Regions from separate parts of the Homo sapiens genome. Here region 1 is linked to region 2. A link is a contact called in ENCODE Hi-C or POLR2A ChIA-PET data. All regions are on one chromosome and are shown on one strand. The core of a region is the stretch at or near the end of the contact, and the rest is flanking DNA. Distances in the headings are between cores, read along the strand shown. Region 1 overlaps NFIC (nuclear factor I C). Region 2 overlaps NFIC (nuclear factor I C).

Region 1 (6,847 bases), core at 634-3,133, 41 kb before region 2:
CCTCATTCTGATTATAATCTCCCACTGCCAGACCTTTCCTTATGCATTCCCTGGACATAGAATGTCTTTCCCATATGGAAAACCCCAACTCCGGCTGGGTGTGGTGGCTCATGCCTGTAATCCCAGCACTTTGGGAGGCCAAGGCAGGTGACTCTCCTGAGCTCAGGCATTCGAGACCAGCCTGGGCAAAATGGCAAAACCCCATCTCTACCAAATATACAAAAAATTAGCCACCTGCCTGGCTGAAAATTCTTTCCCATTCTCACAGCTGCCCTGTGAGGCAAGGATCATTGCTGTATGCCTTTTTTTTTTTTTTTTTTTTTTTTTTGAGATAGGGTCTCACTCTGTCACCCAGGCTGGAGTGCAGTGGCGCGATCTTGGCTTACTGCAACCTCTACTTCCTGGGTTCAAGCGATTCTCATGCCTCAGCCTCCCGAGTAGCTGAGATTACAGGCGAGCGCCACCACACCTGGCCAATTTTTGTATTTTTAGTAGAGACGGGCTTTCACCATGTTGGCCAGGGTGGTCTGGAACTCATGGCCTCAAGTGATCCGCCCTCCTCGGCCTCCCAAAGTGCTGGGATGACAGGCGTGAGCCACCGCGCCCGGCCTGTTGTACGCATTTTACAGAGGAGGAAACAGAGGCTCAGAGGAGGGATTTGACCTGCCGTGGTCACACAGCCGAGACTGGGCCAGGTGGGATTTGGACCCACAAGCAGCTTCTGCCTCTGCCCTGTCCTTGACACCTGCCTCATCCTCCATTATTGTCAGAAGGGGATGGGCGGAAGTTGTGGTGCGTGAGGGGGCAGTCTGCTGGCACGGTGTGGTCACCTTCTGGCAGGGTTGTGTGAGGGCCCCACAGGCTGAGGTCTTATGTAGGGTCCCCAGGCTGTGGCTGGCCTCCAGGCCTCAGCGCTGATCCCAGTGGTTGTCACCCTGACAGCAGGAAGACTGGCCACCGGCTTCCTTTTCCGAACCGAGAGTCCCCTTGGCTGTGGAGCGTCCTGGCCCAGCCAGAGTGCAGTGTCTGGCTTTCATCAGCCCTGCTGGGCAGCTGAGGCCCTGGGATAGAGGGAGAGGGAGGGACGGGCATCAGGCATAGGGCCTTGGCTGGCCTCTTGGAGGGGTGCAGGGTGGATGGCGGTGGAGGGGCACCTGCCATGGGGCTGAAAGGAGCCACCACTTGCAACGTCACAAGTGAGAGAGGAGGCCGGGCACAGTGGCTCATACCTGCAATCCCAGCACTTCGGGAGGCCGAGGCAGGCGGATCACCTGAGGTCAGGAGTTTGAGGCCAGCCTGGCCAACATGGTGAAACCCCATCTCTACTAAAAATACAAAAATTAGCCGGGCGTGGTGGCGGGCGTCTGTAGTACCAGCTACTCGGGAGGCTGAGGCAGGAGAATCGCTGGAACCCGGGAGGTTGCAGTGAGCCAAGATCGCGACACTGCACTCCAGCCTGAGCGACAGAGTGAGACTCTGTCTCAAAAAATAAAAATTAAAATTAATAAGAAGAGGGTGTCAGGGAACTGCAGGAAAATAAAGCAGGGAGGGACATGGAGGGGGGCTGGGGGCCACTCTGGATGGGGAGGGCTTCTCTGAGGAGGCGTCTTTGAGGTGAGGCTTGAAGGGGGTGAGGGAGTCTGGAGAGGCTGGGTGGAGGGAGCAGTGAGGGGGTTATAGCCAGTGCGAAGGCCTGGAGCCCAGGAGCAGCACATGGAGCTGGCTGGGATGTTCAGGGGGTAGTGAGTGGCGAGGGCCGTCCTGTGGCCTTCCAGTGAGGGTGACCAGCCGGGGGTGGGGCGGGAGAGGGTGACCCGGGTGCTCTCCGACCTGCCACGTGCTGGGGAAGGAGCCTGCAGGAACCAGGGCCCAGAGAGGGAAGCTGTCTGCCCGCCCAGGGCCTAAACCCAGCCAGGCCTCCCCGCCCCCTCTGGCAGCCCAAGAAATCTGAGGCGCGGGCGGGCACCGTGCCAGGGCTGGGCGGGGGAGGGGCTGCCAGGCCCGCCCGTCCCAGCAGCTGCCAGCCCGCCCCGAGCCGCCAGCCCAGATGGTGCCCATCTGCTGACGCCGCCATGGGCCAGCCTCCTGTTCCCGCCTTGCGTCGTGCCAAGCTCCTGCAGTCCAGCGCCGGGAATGGCGCGGTGGGCAGAGCCCGGCCCGGGAAGCTCATAGCACGCCAGAGAGGCTGCCCCGGGTGCCCTGGAGAGGGTGGCAGGAGAAACATGGGAGGGGGAGTTCCCCAGCGCTTCCTGGATGGAATTGGGGAGCAAGGACCCCAACAGCGATAATGATGGCGGCAAACACACATGGCGTGCCCTCTGTGTGCCAGGCTCCGAGGCCACCGCTCACCCTAACTGGTTTAATTCTCTCCCCCATCCAAGCAGGAAGGGACTTTGGCCTTCTCTCGTGTTCTAGTGGAGGAAGCAGAGACCCAGAGGTTTGGACAAGAGTCACTTGTCCAAGGTCACAAAGCTCCTCAGGGGCAGAGCCGGAATGAGAATCCAGAACCCCTTTGAAAAAGGGATTGAGGCCAGGCGAGGTGGCTCCTGCCTGTAATCCCAACACTTTGGGAGGCTGAGGCAGGAGGATCACTTGAGGCCAGGAGTTCGAGACCAGCCTGGGCAACATAGCACGACCATGCCCCCCCCCAACAAAATTTTTAAAAATGAGCCAGGTGTGGTGGTGTGTACCTGTAGTCCCAGCTACTCGGGAGGCTGAGGCAGGAGGATGGCTTGAGCCCAGGAGTTGGAGGTTGCAGTGAGCTGTGATCCCACCACTGCACTCCAGCCTGGGTGACAAGGCAAGACCTTATCTCTAAAAACCGTTTTTTTTAAGGGGTGATTGAGGCCAGGTGTGGTGGCTCACACATGTAATCCCAGCTACACAGGAGGCTGAGGCAGGAGAGTCGCTTGAACCTAGGAGGCGGAGGTTGCAGCGAGCTGAGCTCATGCCACTGCACTCCAGCCTGGGCGACAGAGTGAGACCCTGTCTCCAATAAAAGGGAGGTGGTATTGAAACCCCTTAAACCTCTTTTCAAAAACAAACTAAAAGTGCCCTTTGAGGTTATCTAGTGGAAGCCACACCCTCTGAGTCATACAGATCATACAGTGCAGGCCGTGCACACTCAGGGAGTAAATGAATGAATGAATGAATGAATGAGGTGAACCCTATGGAAGGGGACCAAGCCTGGGGCCAGGGTGTCCATAAAGCTCACCCTGAGCTTGATGGCAGGAGAAAGGGTCTCAACCTGGGAGTGAGGGACCTGGGTCAGCCACAGTGCTGCCCTGGCTTGCTGTGTGGCTTTGAGAAAAGTCCTGCCCTCTCTGGTCTGGGGTTGAGGGGAGTGGAGGGTGGGAAGGGGCGGCCTTGTGGGCCACAGACAGGAGCAAGGCGGGTCTTCACTGAAAGCCTCCCGTCCTCTTCTGCCTTTATTGATCTTCATCCCGGTTGTGGGTGCTGCACTGGGGAGACAGGCCATGAGCTCGGGTGACGGTGCCTGTTTATTTGTATGGTGGACAGAATTTGTGTTCCTGTGTGCTCCAGGCAGTGTGGGGCGCATTCTTCTCTTTGAGCCTTAGTTTTTGCCTCTGTAGAATGGGGAGAATCAGAGCTGTGCCCATTGCATTAAAGATTGGAGTCAGTGGTCTCTGAGAAGCATACAGGAGGCACTCAATAAATGCTCACTTCCGGCCGGGCGCAGTGGCTCACACCTGTAATCCCAGCACTCTGGGAGGCCCAGGCGGGTGGATCACCTGAGGTCGGGAGTTCGAGACCAGCCTGACCAACATGGAGAAACCCCATCTCTACTAAAAATACCAAAAATTAGCCAGGCGTGGTGGTGCATGCCTGTAATCCCAGCTAGTCAGGAGGCTAAGGCAGGAGAATTGCTTGAGCCCGGGAGAAGGAGGTTGCGGTGAACCGAGATTGCGCCATTGCGCTCCAGCCTGGGCAACAAGAGTGAAACTCTGTCCCAAAAACAAAACAAACAAACAAAAAGAATGCTCATTTCCTCCCTGGATTCTCTCCCCAACCCCAGGAGGGAAGGAGGGAGGTCCCAGTGCCGCCGTGAAACCCTACACCTCCTTTTCCCAACCCAGTGAGCCAGTGGGGGCACCGTGACCCAGGAGTGGCTGTCACCAGAAGCTGGACCAAGTCACCCTTTCCAGGTGTCTGGACAGCAGAGGGGTGAGGGGTTCCTGGCAGCAGCAGCCTGTTATCCCCCAGGGCTGGGCAGCCAGGTGTGCCAGCCGTCTGTCTGTGCAGAGAAGGTGGCTGCCGGGCGTGAGTCGCAGACGCCAGCTGATGGTGTATTTATAGCAACGGCAGGAGTCCGCGGGGCATACGTCAGTGGTAAAGAGGGACGGGCAGGTGGGGGTCCAGCTCCCACAGCAGACAAGAGCCCACCAGGACTGGCCAGGGAGCTGAACAGAGTGTCAGGGAGAATGAGGGGCATGTTGTGCAGCCGGGAGGCCCAGGATCACACCCCTCTGCTCTGGAACTGCGTGATGTTTGACAAGTGACATTGCAGCTGTGGGCCTCAGTTTCCTCCCCCATCAAATGGGGATGATAATAATCCTGCCCACCTAATAGGGCTGCATAGGATCCAATTAGTGCATGAAAAGCATGAGGACAGGGCCTGGTATACAGTAAGCACTCAAAAGTGATTTGTTGCCTAAAAAAGGGAGGGAATCCCAACATGGGCCACAATGTGGATGCATCTTGAGGATGTCACACTCAGTAAAATAAGCCAGACACAGAAGGACAAATCCTGTGTGATTCCACTCCTAGGAGGTCCATAGAGTCGCCAGATTCACAGAGACAGAAAGTAGGATGGGGGGTGCCAGGGGCTGGGGAGGGGGCTGGGGAGAGAATGTTTCATGGGGACGGGGTTTCAGTTTGGGAAGATGAGAAGGTTCTGGAGAGGATGGTGGTAATGGTTGTACAACCCTATGAATACGCTTAATGCTGGGTTAATGCCACTGAACTTAGAAATGGTTAAAAGAGAGGCAGGAGGATTGCTTAAGGCCAGGAGTTCGAGACCAGCCTGGGCAACACAGCGAGACCTCATCTGTACAAAAAATTTAAAAATTATCTGGGTGTGGTTGCACGCACTTGTGTTCCCATCTACTCAGGAGGCTGAGGCAGGAGGATCGCTTGAGCCCAGGAGTTTGAGGCTGCAATGAGCTATGATCACACCACTGCACTCCAGCCTGGGCGACAGAGCAAGACTTGTCTCAAAACCAGAACCACCCCCACCAAAAAATGGTAAATTTATGTTATCTAGATTTTACCACAATCTAAAAATGTAGTTCTGGTTGTGAATAATGATAATAACAAGTAATAATATTATATCTATGGCCGGCTGTGGTGGCTTACGCCTGTAATCTCAGCACTTTGGGAGGCTGAGGCGGGAAGATGACTTGAGGTCAAGAATTCGAGACCAGCCCAGCCAACATGGTAAAACCCTGTCTCTAATAAAAATACAAAAATTAGCCAGTCGTAGGCCAGGCGCGGTGGCTCACACCTGTAATCCCAGCACTTTGGGAGGCCGAGGCAGGCAGACCACTTGAGGTCAAGAGTTTGAGACCAGCCTGGCCAATATGGCAAAACCCCGTCTCTACTAAAAATACAAAAATTAGCCAGGCATGGTGGCGCGTGCCTGTAATCCCAGCTACTTGGGAGGCTGAGGCAGGAGAATCACTTGAACCCGGGAGGCGGAGGTTGCGGTGAGCTGAGATTGCACCACTGCCCTCCAGCCTGGGCAACAGAGTGAGACTCCGTTTCAAAAAAAAATGTTATATATGTAACAATGTAATAATTAGTAATATGTCATATATAATCATGGAACAATAAATAAGAAAAATAGTGTCTGCGGTGACAGCACAGTAGTTATTATTGTCGTTATCATGATCGTCATCACTGTGGTTCTCGTCCAGCTCTGCCCTGCAGACAGCTGTGTAACCCTGGGTGAGTTTCTTGCCAGCTCTGTGCTTTACTGCCTCATCTGTGAATTGAGCATAGGGGGTGCCTAGCAATTTAAATGAGATAATAGCTCTTTTTTTTTTTTTTTTTTTTTTGAGATGGAGTCTTGCTCTGTCTCCCAGGCAGGAGTGCAGTGGTGTGATCGTGGCTCACTGCAACCTCCACCTCCCGGGTTCAAGTGATTCTCCTGCCTCAACCTCCCGAATAGCTGGGATTACAAGCTCATGTCACCACACCCGGCTAATTGTGGTATTTTTAGTAGAGCGGGGGTTTCACTATGTTGGCCAGGCTGGTCTCGAACTTCTGACCTCAGGTGATCTACCTGCCTTGGCCTCCCAAAGTGCTGGGACTACAGGCGTGAGCCACCGCACCCGGCCTAAATGAGATAATATCTATGAAAAAACTAACCCTTTGCATGTGATGAGTGCTGGGAACTGGTAGGCTCTTTGAGGAGTAGGTCCTCCCACCACCCCGCAGACGCCCCTACCCAGCAGAATGCTGGTTTCTGCATGAATGCATTTGTGTGGGGACTCCCGAGACAGCCCCTGAGGGAGCCCTCATTCACCCGGGTGGGGCCCGGCCCTCCCAGAGCCAGTGGGAGGGGGAGGCGCCTTGTTGCACCTGTGATGCCCCCCGTTATGGCTGGGCTGCAGTTGTCACCCTGGCCCTGTGCCTGGGAAGCCAAGGGGAGGCTGAGGGCAGCTAGGGACAGCTCTGTGCCCACGGCCCCCTCCAGCCAGCTGCCAGGCCAGCCCCCTCCCTCCAGCTGGGCGAGGGCAGGAAGTCACAGATGGTCAGGGTTGGTGAGGGGTGAAGCAGAGGGCATTTGGGGACACCGGATGTCTCGTCCAGATGGGGAAACTGA
Region 2 (7,275 bases), core at 2,009-4,508:
TCCCAGCTTCTGGGCTCTGAGGTGCTCACCCCATGGGAGACCCCAGAGGGTTCTACGGTCCCATGGGACGTTTGAGGGTTTTTGTTTGTTTTGTTTTGTTTTCATTCATTTATTTATTTTGAGATGGAGTCTCGCTCTGTCATCCAGGCTGGAGTGCAGTGGCACAATCTCAGCTCACTGCAAGCTCCGCTTCCCGGGTTCAAGTGATTCTCCTGCCTCAGTCTCCCAAGTAGCTGGGATTACAGGTACCTGCCACCACACCCGGCTAATTTTTGTATTTTTAGTAGAGACGGGGTTTCACCATGTTGGCCAGGTCGGTCTTGAACTCCTGACCTCAGGTGATCCGCCTACCTCGGCCTCCCAAAGTGCTGGGATTACAGGCATGAGCCACCGTGCCCGGCCTGTTTGTTTGTCTTAGAAACGGTCTCACGCTGCTGCCCAGGCTGGAGTGCAGTGACACCATCCTAGCTCACTGCAGCCTGGACCAGCTAGGCTCAAGCGATCCTCCTGCCTTAGCCTCTCAAGTAGCTGGGACTACAGGTGTGCACCACCATGCCTGGCTTTTTTTTTTTTTTTTTTTTTTTTTTTTTTTTTTGAGATGGAGTATCACTCTGTCGCCCAGGCTAGAGTGCAGTGGCGCGATCTCGGCTCACTGCATCCTCCATCTCCTGGGTTCAAGCAACTCTCCTGCCTCAGCCTCCTGAGTAGCTGGGATTACAGGTGTGTGCCACCACGGCTGGCTAATTTTTGTATTTTTAGTAGAGATGGGGTTTCACCATGTTGGCCAGGCTGGTCTCAAACTCCTGACCTCGTGATCCACCCACCTCGGCCTCCCGAAGTACTGGGATTACAGGCATGAGCCACCGCGCCTGGCTTTTTTTTTTAATTTTTTAAATATTTTTGTAGAGACAGAGTCTCACTATGTTGCTCAGACTGGTCTCAAACTCCTGAGCTCAAGTGATCCTCCTGTCTTGGCTTCCCAAAGCGCTGGGATCATAGGTGTGAGCCACCACACCCAGCCCTCATGGGGCGTCTAATAGATGGGTAGGACAGTGTAATTCTATGTTGTAGGGATAGGAAGTGGGAAAATTAACCTCACTTAGACCAGAGCAGTCACTTCCATCCTAGCCCCCAGCTCCTGCCCTTGGCCCCCACCATTTGTCCTTCTCACTATGGCCAGAGGACACCTGTGAGCCCCCAAGTCAGGGCCCGTCCCTCCTCTGCGCACAGCCATCCACGGCTCCCACCTCTCTTGGGGTAAAAGCCCAGGTCCTCCCTGTGGCCCACAAGGCCCTGCACAACCTGTCCCATCCCTGCCCTGTCCTCCCCTCCTCCCTCTCTCCCCGTCGTCCACTCCCAGCCACACAGACCTCCTCGCCGTTCCTCCAGTGCACCAGACCCAGTCCTGCCTCAGGGCCGCTGCACATTCTGTTACCTCTGTCTAAACAGCCAACTAACTGCTCGCTTGTTCTCTCCAGATCTCCCCTGGTCTCAGCTCAAATGCCCCCTTCTCAGAGAGGTCTACCCTAAACCCCTTCAGCATAAGCAGCCTCTGGCTACCCTCAATCTTTTTTTTTTTTTTTTTTTGAGACAGAGTCAGGCTCTGTCGCCCAGGCTAGAGTGCAATGGCGCAATCTCGGCTCACTGCCATCCCCGCCTCCTAGGTTCACGCCATTCTCCTGCCTCAGCCTCCCGAGTAGCTGGGACTACAGGCGCCCACCACCACACCCGGGTAATTTTTTGTACTTTTAGTAGAGATGGGGTTTCACCGTGGTAGCCAGGATGGTCTCGATCTCCTGACCCTGTGATGCACCCGCCTCGGCCTCCCAAAGTGCTGGGATTACAGGCATGAGCCACCGCGCCCAGCCTGGCTACCCTCAGTCTCAGCCCTCTGTTTTCTTTCCTTCAGAGGAAGTTAGTGATTGCCTATGGATTTGCTTAGTTGTTTAGTGACTGCACGGGTGTCTGCTCATCTCCCCAGTGGAATGTCACCTCCTCCAGGGCAGAGGCTTTGTCTGTCTACATCTCTGTTGTGCCCTCAGGGCTTAGAATGGGGCCTGATGCAGAGTGGGTGCTCAATAAATACTTGTAGAAAGAAAAGAAGGAGAGAGGGAGGGATGAAGCAGAGAGAAGAAGACAAGAGAGGATATATGGGGAGAGGAAGGAGGAGAGATGAAAAAGAAGGAAGGGGCCAAGTGCGGTGGCTCACGCCTGTAATCCCAGCACTTTGGGAGGCCAAGGCAGGTGGATCACCTGAGGTCAGGAGTTCGAGACCAGCCTGACCAACATGGTGAAACCGTCTCTACTAAAAATACAAAAATTAGTCGGGCATGTTGGCACACACCTATAATCCCAGCTAGTCGGGAGGCTGAGGCAGGAGAATCGCTTGAACCCAGGAGGCAGAGGTTGTGGTGAGCCGAGATTGTGCACCCTGGGCGACACAGCGAGACTCTGTCAAAAAAAAAAAAAAAAAAGAAGAAGAAGAAAGAAGGAAAGAAAGAAAGAAAAGAAAGAGAGAGAGAAAAAGAAGGGCCGGGTGCGGGGGCTTACGCCTGTAATCCCAGCACTTTGGGGGACTGAGGTGGGTGGATCACCTGAGGTCAGGAGTTTGAGACTAGCCTGATCAACATGGAGAAACCCTGTCTCTACTGAATATACAAAAATTAGCCAGGCGTGGAGGCACATGCCTGTAATCCCAGCTACCCGAGAGGCTGAGGCAGGAGAATTGCTTGAACCCGGGAGACAGAGGTTGCAGTGAGCTGAGATCGCGCCATTGCACTCTAGCCTGGGCAACAAGAGTAAAAACTCCGTCTCAAAAAAAAAAAAAAGAAAAGAAAAGAAAAAGAAGGAAGGGGCCAGGGCGCAGTGGCTTACACCTGTAATCCCAGTACTTTGGGAGGCCGAGTCAGGTGGATGACCTGAGGTCAGGAGTTCAAGACCAGCCTGGCCAACATGGCGAAACCCCATCTGTACTAGGAGGACACGGGAGGCTGACGCAGGAGAATTGCTTGAACCCAGGAGGAGGCGGAGGTTGCAGTGAGCCGAGATCACGCCACTGCACTCCAGCCTGGGGGATAGAGTGAGACTGTCTCAAAAAAAAAAAAGGAAAGGAAAAGAAGGAAGGAAGAGAAAGCGAGTGGGTGAGGCGTCCTTCTTGGAAGGACCGGAACAGGCATGCACAGGGAGGCTGGAAGGTTCTCGGAGGTTCACAGGCCTGAGGCCACTCCTCACTGGCCCCCGGTGACTCCTCCGTCTGTGACCCGGGTCCTCCGCGGCCTCCTGTGATCCCCAGACGCCTCTCTCCAAGCCAGATGTTGGAGGGAGGTGGGGGCAGCGGCGCTTGGCCTGGTCCCCTGGGGAGCTTGGGCGTCTGGTAGAGGAAATCACGTCCTCCCAGCTCGCCAGGGAGTCCCCCAGAGATGGAGCTGAGCAGGCGCTGCACAAACAGGAAACCCCGGTCGGGGGAGGCGGAGGGGGCGTGCTGACACCAGCTGGCCAGCTGGGTCAGCAGGAAACGGCTCTGGCCACTTCTCCTGGACACTCGGGGGCCACCGCTCTGTCCTCTTCAGAATGCGTGGCCCTGAACCTCCCAGCGCGGGGCAGGGTTGGTTCATTGCCTTCACTCAGCAAATGACTGTAACAGGGGGCCGGGTGCGGTGGCTCACGCCTGCAATCCCAGCACTTTGGGAGGCTGAAGCGGGAGGATCGCTTGAGCCCAGGAGTTCAAGACCAGCCTGGGTAATATAGCAAGACCCTATCTCTACCCAAAAAAAAAATATACACACACACACACACACACACACACACACACACACACTAGCCCCAGGAGTTCAAGACCAGCCTGGGTAATATAGCAAGACCCTATCTCTACCCCAAAAAAAAAAAAAAAAATATATACACACACACACACACACACACACACACACACACACACACACTAGCCAAACACGGAGGTGCATGCCTGTAATCCCAGCTACTTGGGAGGCTGAGGTGGGAGGATCGCCTGAGCCCAGGAGTTTGAGACCAGCCTGGGTAACATAGCAAGACCCTATCTCTACAAAAAGTAATAATAATAATACAAAAATTAGCCAAGGGTGGTGATGCGTGCCTGTAGTCCCAGCTACTTGGGAGGCTGAGGCAGGAGCATCACTTCAGCCCAGGAGTTCGAGGCTGCAGTGAGCTATGATTGCACCGCTGCACTCGAGCCTGGGCAACAGAGCAAAATTCTGTCTCTAAAAAAGAAAGATTGTAACAGGGGGACTGGCGGGGGTTTGGGTCTGCAGAACTGGACACAGCCCTGAGCTCCCTGCAGTCCGTGCTGCCCCCTGGGGGCCGGGAGAGGAACTGCTCCCACCGCCACCCAAAAGCCAAGAGCCTGTCCCACCTCCAAACCTACCAGGCTCCCTGGCTCTTTCCACTCCAACCCTGCTGGCCTGCAACTTGCCAAGTGCATTTCTACCCGGAGGCCTTTGCACGGGCTGTTCCCAGTGCCGGGAACATCGTGGCCCTCAGGGAGGTGATGAAACATCATCCCCATCGGAGAAGCCAACAGTCACGGGGCGGTTGCCAGGCGCTGTTCTCGGAGCTTTGCAGATTTTAACAAGTTCCTTCCTCTTATCCAGTCTCATCTTGAGGTCTGTAAAATGCCACCATCTCGGTCAGGCTTTCTCTGAGCCCTGGGTGTAAAATAGCCTCCCTCCCCACCCTAGCTAGTTCCCCACCAGCCGCCTGCCTTACCACAGGCTGATGCACCTCGCATTTGACTTAATGAGCTTTTAATTTGTAGTAAAATGTGCATGATGTACAATGCATCATTTTAGCCATTTTTAAGTGTCCAAGTCAAAGTGCACTAAGTACATTCACCTCTATCTAATTCCAGAACCTTTCTTTTTTTTTTTTTTTACCCCCAGGCTGGAGTGCAGTGGCGCAATCTCGGCTCACTGCAACCTCCACCTTCCTGGTTCAAGCAATTCTCATGGCTCAGCCTCCCAAGTAGCTGGGATCATAGGCACATGCCACCACACCCGGCTAATTTTTTGTATTTTCAGTAGAGATGGAGTTTCACCATGTTGGCCAGGCTGGTCTCGAACTCTTGACCTTAAGTGATTCTCTTGCCTCAGCCTTCCAAAGTGCTGGGATTACAGATGTGAGCCGCCGAGCCTGGCCTAATTCCAGAACATTTCATCCCCCCTAAAAGAAACCCCATCCCCATCAGCCACCACTCCCTGTCTCCTCTCCCAGCCCTGGTGCCCACGCATCCCCTTCTTGTCTCTGTGGCTTGGCCTGTCCTGGACATTTCAGTGAAATGGCTCATGCCTGTAATCCCAGCACTTTGGGAGGCCAAGGTGGGTGGATCATGTGGTCAGGAGTTCGAGACCAGCCGGACCAAGATGGTGAAACCCCGTCTCTATTAAAAATCCAAAATTTAGACAGGCACTGTGGCAGGTACTTGTAATCCCAGCTACTTGGGAGGCTGAGACAGGAGAATCGCTTGAACCTGGGAGGCATAGGTTGCAGTGAGCCAAGATTGCGCCACTGCACTCCAGCCTGGGCGACAGAGTGAGACTCCGTCTCAAAAAAAAAAAAAAAGAAAAGAAAAAGAAAGAAAGAAATGGCATCACACACTGTGTGGCCTTTTGTCTCTGGTGTCCCTCACTGAATGATGTCCTCAAGGTGCATCCATGTTGTAGCCTGTGTCAGAGCCTCGTTCTTTTATTTTTATTTATTTACTGGTTTTGAGATGAAGTCTCACTCTGATGCCCAGGCTGGAGTGCAATGTCGCGATCTCGGCCTGTAGCTGGGACTACAGGTGCCCGCCACCATGCCCGGCTAATTTTTGTATTTTTAGTAGAGATGGGGTTTCACCATGTTGGCCAGGCTGGTCTTGAACCCCTGAGCTCAGGTGATCCACCTGCCTCAGCCTCCCAAAGTGCTGGGATTACAGGTGTGAGCTACCACTACTGCGCCCAGCCCAAGGCCTCATTCTTTTTCTTTTCCTTCTTCTTTTTTTTTTTTTTTTTTTTTTTTTTGAGACAGGGTCTTGCTCTGTCCCCGAGGCTGGAGTGCAGTGGTGCAATCATAGCTCACTGCAGCCTCAACCTCCAGGGCTCGAGCTATCCTCCCGCCTCGGCCTCCCAAGTAGCTGGGACTACAGGTGTGCACCACCACGCCCAGCTAATTTTTGTACTTTTTGTAGGGATGGGGTTTCGCCATGTTGCCCAGTCCCGTCTCAAACTCTGGGGCTCAAGTGATCCACCTGCCTCAGCTTCCCAAAGTGCTGGGACTATAGGCACAAGCCACCATACCCAGCTAATTTTCGTATTTTTTGTAGACACAGGGTTTCGCCATGTTGCCCGGGCTGATCTCAAACTCCTGAGCTCACGAGATCCACCCACCTCAGCTTCCCAAAGTGCCGGGATTACAGGCATGAGCCACCACGCCCGGCATCCTTTTCACGGCTGAGTCCTATTCCAGTGTGTGGCTAGACCACGCTGTGTTTATCTCTTCATCTTTTGAAGGGACATTTGGGTGGCTTTCCAGTTTGAGCTGTGGTGAACAGTGCTGCTAGGAACATTCGTGGACTTTTGCTGACCTATTAATCTTGGCTGCTGTCTGTCGCTCACACTGGACTTTGAGTCTCACAGGGGCAACTGCTTCAGCCTGTATCATCTCCTGCTGTGCCGGGGCCCAGCTCAGAATCAGACACTGTGGATGCTTAGTAAACGCCTGTTGAGTCCATGAATCCCTCCTACAAGGGCGTCCGAGGGCAGGACAGGGCTGTCCCCAAGCTGTCTGAGGTTGGCCAAGGCTCCCGACCTCTCGGGGACAACTTCGATTTCCAAATCTGTGAAATGGGTCCAAACCACTCCAGTCGAGAGGACAGTCTCCCTTCCTTTAATATTAGGTAGGAGCAATGCTGGGGACACTGAGGGTTTTAACTGCGGCTTGTGGGCCTCCCATTCAACCCCCCATTTTAACTGACCCATTGCTGGGTGCCAAGCTCTGGTCTAGGCACGAAGGACACTGCAGGGTCGGGGCAGACAGACATCCCTGCCCACACGGACCTCCCAGTCTGAAGGGGAGAAGAACAAGAAGCCAGAGTATCTCGAAGGGTGACAGTGTGTAAAGCAAGCCAGCTGCCCCTCCCAGGCAGTTGGATACAGATCTCACGACAACCCCGATGATGGGATTGATGGTTTCACTTTTGCAATTAGGGAAACTTGGAGGCTGAGAGAGGGAAAGTGACCTGCCCCAGATCACACACCGAGGCAGGTG

The links. Hi-C counts contacts between places; a loop is a spot of excess contacts on that map. ChIA-PET counts read pairs that join two places held with the same protein, here RNA polymerase II (POLR2A). Pooled maps may share reads with other maps.
Region 1: a loop to region 2 is called in a map of sigmoid colon, with 7 times the contacts of the local background. The contact joins two enhancer-like sites. A Hi-C loop is called at or near these places in 9 of 168 maps with a recorded cell type or tissue (CD4-positive, alpha-beta T cell, ascending aorta, gastrocnemius medialis and 4 more) and 4 of 50 pooled maps. POLR2A ChIA-PET finds 5 or more read pairs at or near these places in 21 of 52 experiments (A673, AG04450, BJ and 17 more).

The regions. Positions count from the first base shown.
Region 1 is chr19:3,386,013-3,392,859 of GRCh38, forward strand. All of the region lies in intron 2 of NFIC (nuclear factor I C), which reads left to right. Among named protein-coding and RNA genes, the nearest start is that of NFIC, 23 kb to the left of the region's middle. RefSeq lists an enhancer at 3,678-4,255. Within about 2 kb of position 1,884, at least 26 of the 41 ENCODE cell types and tissues checked have a DNase peak (open chromatin) inside an H3K27ac peak, as active enhancers do; they include A673, ascending aorta, gastrocnemius medialis and 2 more, where a contact is called at or near this core.
Region 2 is chr19:3,425,358-3,432,632 of GRCh38, forward strand. The region is part of intron 3 of NFIC (nuclear factor I C); the gene reads left to right. Among named protein-coding and RNA genes, the nearest start is that of SMIM24, 52 kb to the right of the region's middle. Within about 2 kb of position 3,259, at least 31 of the 41 ENCODE cell types and tissues checked have a DNase peak (open chromatin) inside an H3K27ac peak, as active enhancers do; they include A673, ascending aorta, gastrocnemius medialis and 2 more, where a contact is called at or near this core.